2 separate regions of the Homo sapiens genome follow, and region 2 is linked to region 1. Evidence: read pairs that join two places in POLR2A ChIA-PET (ENCODE). Cell type or tissue: PC-3. All regions are shown on one strand. Links, peaks and the distances in the headings refer to the core of each region. The heading gives the core; the rest is flanking DNA. Region 1 overlaps LOC283387 (a long non-coding RNA gene). Region 2 has its middle 7.2 kb from the start of OS9.

Region 1 (2,915 bases), core at 96-2,595:
CGCAGACACCCCTGGCTGGCTTGGATTGAAGGCTGTGGGGCCGAAGCAAGGACAGGCCACCCTGAGTGTCCTGAGGCCCAGAGGGAAGCAGGGAAACAGGCTACCCTATGAGAGAACGGCTTTGCGGGAAATCTCTCCGTTCCCCTCCCTTGGCTTTAAGTGAAAAGCGAGCTCCTGTAGGTTGCAGATTCTGCAGCTGTGGTGTGGCAGCGGCTTGGGAGGCTGGGCTGGATAAGGCGGAGCCTGAAGTTGTCCATGGTCCAAGCCCTGGGCCCTGGTCGTGTCCCCAGACACAACCCCAGCCTGGGTTCTTTGAGTCTGCTTCCATTTTCACTTCTTGGCACTGCCTGTGTGAGTGGGAAGGGGACTCGGAAGGAGGTGATGTGGGAATGGGTGTGGACAAGCATAACGTCACTGTTGGTGAAATCAGTCTGAAGCCCTAACCAGATGACTTCCATCTGGGCTGAGCTGGGTCACTGTGAGGTGTGTGAGACGGGCCTGAGTGTGGCTGGGGCCAGAGATGTGGAGTACAGGGACCTGTGCCTCTGGGCATTCCCTGGAGGTGGGAAGGGACAGCTGAGAGAAGGACAGGAGAGGGTCCTGGTGAGGCAGGGGAGGCCAGAGGGAGGAAGAGTGTGGACTCACCTGGGCTGTGGGGACCTGAACTTCTTCCTAAGGCCTGAGGGAAAGAGAGACTTCCTGACAAGAAGTGCTGCCTCTTACTTCCCAAGGGACCAGAGCCAGGGCAGCGGGACCAGCTGGCAGCCAGACTGAGGGGCAGCCAATGCCACCATCTGAAGCCACTATCAGGCCACCGTCTTTTATGAGACTGTAGTCTTGTATCTACCCTACTCATGCTGTCACCTTTTCATTTGTCTTTTGACAGTCAACATGCCCGAGTGCTGTGAACGTTATGAGAGGGCCTTGTTGGGAACACGTGCTCCTGGGAATCAGCCCTTCCCTCTGTCCTGTTCCCACTCCTCCCCGACGATGCTCCTGCTCAGAACCCACTCCTCACCTCAGTGAAGCAACGCAGCGGGCACCCTGTGGACAAAGCTGGATATTGGCTCTGAATAAAAGCGAATCATGGGGAAAATCAGTGTCTCAGTAAAATGGGGTTTTCTTAGTAGAGACCAGACTGTGAAGGACCTTGCTTCATTCCATCTTTGAGGAGGATGATGATTCAGGGACATTGGCCCAAGATCAAAGTGGTATTTTTAGGTTGTATTTACTTAGCTATTTGCCGTCTACCTCCTTATTTCCAGGTAGCAACTTCCTTCTTATATCTGAGATGTTTAAGAGATGATGAAACCAGCTTGCACACACTTCTCAAAGTGTGTTTGTTCGCATCCATTATTTCACTGGGGACCGGCTATTATCCTCTCCATTTTCTTTATAAGGATATTGAAAGAGAGATTAAATAACTTGTTCAAGGCCGCATAGCTAGTTAACAGCTGAACTAGGCTTAAAACCAACGTCTGAAGGCTCCTATTCCAGTGGCAGCTGCTGTGTGCTTCTTCTGTTTTCCATCAGTTTGGAAGGGAGCATAAAGTCTACAGCCACATGGGTGGGGTCAGCAGAAAGATTGACCACCAAGCCTGAGGCAGGTGAGGCTGATCTCCTGGGCACAGCCTCTCTGCACAGGAGTTCACAGAAGTGATATGATCCAAAGTTGCTGAGGGAAAAGCCCTTATTTGTGGAATTAACGGCAGGTCTCTCTTGAGGTCAGAATGAATGTTATTGACATTATTGTTTGTATTGTGGTAAGGTATACATAATGGAAAATGTACCATTTTGGCTGGACATGGTGGCTCACGCCTGTAATCCCAGCACTTTGGGAGGCCAAGGTGGGCGCATCACCTGAGGTCAGGAGTTCGAGACCAGCCTGCCAACATGGTGAAACCTCATCTCTACTAAAAATACAAAAATTAGCCGGGCGTGGTGGTGGGTGCCTGTAGTCCCAGCTACTTGGGAGACTGAGGCAGGAGAATCACCTGAACCCAGGAAGCAGAAGTTGCAGGGAGCCGAGATGGCCCCACTACACCCCAGCCTGGGTGACAGAGCGAGACTCCGTCTCAGTAAATAAATAAATAAATAAAAATAATAAAATAAAATGTACCATTTTAACCATTTTTAAGTGTACAGTTTAGTGACATGAAGTACATTCACACTATTGTGCAACCATGATCATTTTCCATCTTTTTTATCTTCCCAAACTGAAACTCCACACCCACTAAACAATAACTCCCCTTTCTCCCCTCTCCCCAGCTCCTGGTAACCACTATTCTACTTTCTGTCTCTGGGAATTTGGCTACTCTAGGTACCTTATGTAAGGGGAAGCATACAATATTTTGTGCTTTTGTATCTGATTCATGCTGACTTATTTTTAATTAGATCACCATTTCGACTGCAGCAGGAATGCTGATCAGTGATGTGCCATGCCTATAGAGGAGTAAAGAAAAGAAAAAGGAAAGAAAGAGCAAAAAGGAAAAAGAAAACAGGAACATTTTGGGGTGGATTTCTTGACTGTCAGGGGTACCAGATGTAAGGGGGCGGTGGTGGCGGGTGGATAGGAAGAAAGTGTTACATAGAAAACAAAATGCTGTGCTTTATCATTCCAGGGGCGGGCTGGCATCTATCCTGGAGGTAGATGCCTCTGTTTTGAGGATTATGCTATGATGAACCCTGATAGGGAAGCGCTCTGGTGAGAACAATGAGACTTTCTGGGCATGCGGAAGGCAAGACAAATTGTTTTGCAAGATGAATCCCCAGGAACTTGGAATTTGGGTAGAAGGGTCTAGAAGAGAAGGGGAAGGCTGGAGAGAAGATGGTTTAAGTTGGGACTTAGGGAACAGTGAGAAGTTTTCTGAGGTGGGAGATGGTTGGTGAACTTTCAGGGTAATGTCTATTCGTAG
Region 2 (2,915 bases), core at 209-2,708, 200 kb before region 1:
TTTCCTTGGAAAATGACTTGTAGGCATTCTTTGGTGCTAGGATGAAAAGACATTTTTCTAGTGTGGATTTGGATTTGTTTCTGCCACATGCCTGGGCACATTATACTCACCTCTTCAGGACTACAACAAACTAAATGTACAAATTAAGCAGATTTTTTTGTTTGTCTGTTTTTAAACTACCTGAATCTGAAATTACACTGAAAATTTCTGTAAGGGCCCACTTGTGGTCACAAATTCCTCTGCTGACACCAAGGCAGCTTTTGTTGCAGTTCCCTGAAAATGGGGAGGTAAGGGAAGGTTCAGTACAGCAGGGAATCTCCTCTCAGACTCTCCACCCTGGTGAGTCTTCCATCCCTTCCTCTAGAAAAGAAAGCTCAAGTCTGCATATGCGGTGGATGCCCTCCAAGCAGATATGACTGCTGTTTTGAATACTTCTTTAGGTTTCTGACCCCCTTTATATTTTGGCCTGTTGATTCTTTACTGTCTTCTTGGCTCTACCATGCTTTTAAGAAGATATTTCCATTTTCCCCAGCATTTTTTAGTTTTTTTTTTGCAGGGGGGAGTATCAATTGAATACCTAACCTACTATATTGAAGAAAACAGAAATCTGTTTAGCTTTTCTAGCACAACCTTTTATTTTTATAGAATTAATCATTGTCTTTTATCCTCCTTAGCTTTCTACCAACTTGCTACTAATATATCTGCAAACTCTTCTCATGCAAATCTCTTCTCCCTAAGTTCAAATGCATTAGGTAGTCTATGTATTTCTTAAAGAAATCACTCTCAAACCCTTTGGAACTGCTCTAATTTTGATGAATTGATCTCTAGTCCTGCTATACAACTTGGCATCTCTCTTCACCATTGTCCTGGAGATTACTTTCGTCTCTTTTGTGCTGGATCGCTGGATCCCATTTCTTGGACTTTATGCATTTCTCTCTCTCTCTCTCTTTTTTTTTTTTGACTGACTAATTTGTCTTGGCATAATAAATCTTCTATCTTTCTGAAAAGCAGTGCATGGAATAGCAATAATTTGAGAACTTGCATGTCTGAAATAGTTTTTATTCTGGATTCACAATTCAATTATAGTTTGATTCAACATAGTACTAGAAGTCCTAGCCAGAGCAATCAGGCAAGAGAGAAAGAAATAAAAGGTATCCAGACTAGAAAAGAGGAAGTCAAGTTATCCCTGTTCACTGATGATATGATCTTTTTTTTTTTTTTTTTGAAACGGAATTTCGCTCTTGTTGCCCAGAATGCAGTGCAATGGCACCACCTTGGCTCACCGCAACCTCTGCCTCTTGGGTTCAAGCGATTCTCCTGCCTCAGCCTCCCAAGTAGCTGGGATTACAGGCATGCACCACCATGCCCGGCTTGTTTTGTATTTTTAGTAGAGACAGGGTTTCTCCATGTTGGTCAGGCTGGTCTTGAACTCCCGACCTCAGGTGATCTGCCTGCCTTGGCCTCCCAAAGTGCTGGGATTACAGGTGTTGAGTCACCACCCCTGGCAATATGATCTTATATCTACAAAATCCTGAAGACTCCACCAAAAAAACTGCACCAAAAAAACTCTTAGATTTGATCAATTAATTCAGTAAAGTTTCAGGATACAAAATAAATGTACAAAAATCAAGAGTGTTTGTATTCACTAATAATGTTCTAGCTGCAAATGAAATCAAGAAGGCAATCTCATTTACAATAGCTACCAAAAAATAAAATATCTAGGAATATATTAACCAAGGAAGTAAAAGGATTCTATAAGAAAAACTACAAAACATTGATGAAAGAAATTGTAGGTGACACAAACATCCCATGCTCACTGATTGGAAGAGTTAATATTGTTAAAATGACCATACTATCTAAAGCAATCTACAGATTCAGTGCAATCCCTATCAAAATATCAAGGTTACTTTTCACAGAATTAGAAAAAAAAATCCTAAAAAATTCATATGGAAAAAAAAACAGCCCAAATAGCCAGAACTTTCCTAAGCAAAATAAACAAAGCTGGAGGCATCACATTATCTGACTTGAAATTATACTACAAGGCTATAGTAAACAAAACAGCATGATATTCATTTAAAAATAGACACATAGATCAATGGAACAGAGTAGAGAACCCAGAAGTAGATGCACATATTTAGAGTCAAAATTTTTTTTTTATTGAGTCAGGGTCTCACTCTGTTGCTCAGGCTGCAGTGCAGTGGTGTGATCATGACTCACCGCAGCCTGGACCTCTTGGGCTTAAGCAATCCTCCTGCTTCACCTTTAGAGTAGCTCAGGACTACAGGCACACACCACCATACACAGCTAATTTTTTTAATTTTATTTTTTGTAGAGTCAGGGTCTCACTATGTTGCCCAGGCGGGTCTCAAACTCCTGGCCTCAAGTGATCCTTCTGCCTTAGCCTCCCAAAGTGTTGGAATTATAGGGATGAGCCACCATACCTGGCCTGATCTTTGACACAGTCGACAAGAACACACACTGGGCCAACCTGGGCAATATAGTGAGGCTCCATCTCTACAAAAAATTAATTTAAAAAATTATCTGGGAGTGGTGGCATGTGCCTGTAGTCCCAGCTACTCGGGAGACTGAGGTGGGGGAATAGCTTGAGCCCAGGAAGTCAAAGCTGCAGTGAGCCATGATTGTGCCACTGCACTCTAGCCTGGGCGACAATGCGAGACCCTGTCTCAAAAAATCAATAAATACACACAGGCACACACACAAGGGAAAGAATATCCTTTTCAACAAATGGTATAAACAGTGCTGGGGAAATTGGATTGCCATGTGCAGAAGAACGAAACTGGACCCCTATCTTTTACTACATGCGAAAATCAACTCAAGGTGGACTAAAGACTTAAATGTAAGATGTGAAACTATAAAAATACCAGCCAAAAACCTAGGGAAAACTCTTCTGGACA

The links. Peaks named below come from ENCODE experiments on the same cell type or tissue, not always from the same donor. Only the 100,000 strongest peaks of a DNase experiment are listed, where the experiment ranks them.
Region 2: POLR2A ChIA-PET joins it to region 1 with 10 read pairs; 2 of 35 experiments call an interaction of 5 or more read pairs at or near these places.

The regions. Positions count from the first base shown.
Region 1 is chr12:57,889,427-57,892,341 of GRCh38, forward strand. The region is part of intron 1 of LOC283387 (a long non-coding RNA gene); the gene reads right to left. LOC124902948 (a long non-coding RNA gene) reads left to right here. Exons shown (of 2, transcript XR_007063336.1): 2 at 887-1,096. Among named protein-coding and RNA genes, the nearest start is that of CTDSP2, 44 kb to the left of the region's middle. RefSeq lists an enhancer at 200-494. In PC-3, for the core only: no CTCF peak of the experiment used is centred there; a DNase peak (open chromatin) is centred at 1,215; H3K27ac peaks cover 434 bases.
Region 2 is chr12:57,685,477-57,688,391 of GRCh38, forward strand. No RefSeq gene overlaps it. Among named protein-coding and RNA genes, the nearest start is that of OS9, 7.2 kb to the right of the region's middle. In PC-3, for the core only: no CTCF peak of the experiment used is centred there; no DNase peak of the experiment used is centred there; H3K27me3 peaks cover 1,465 bases.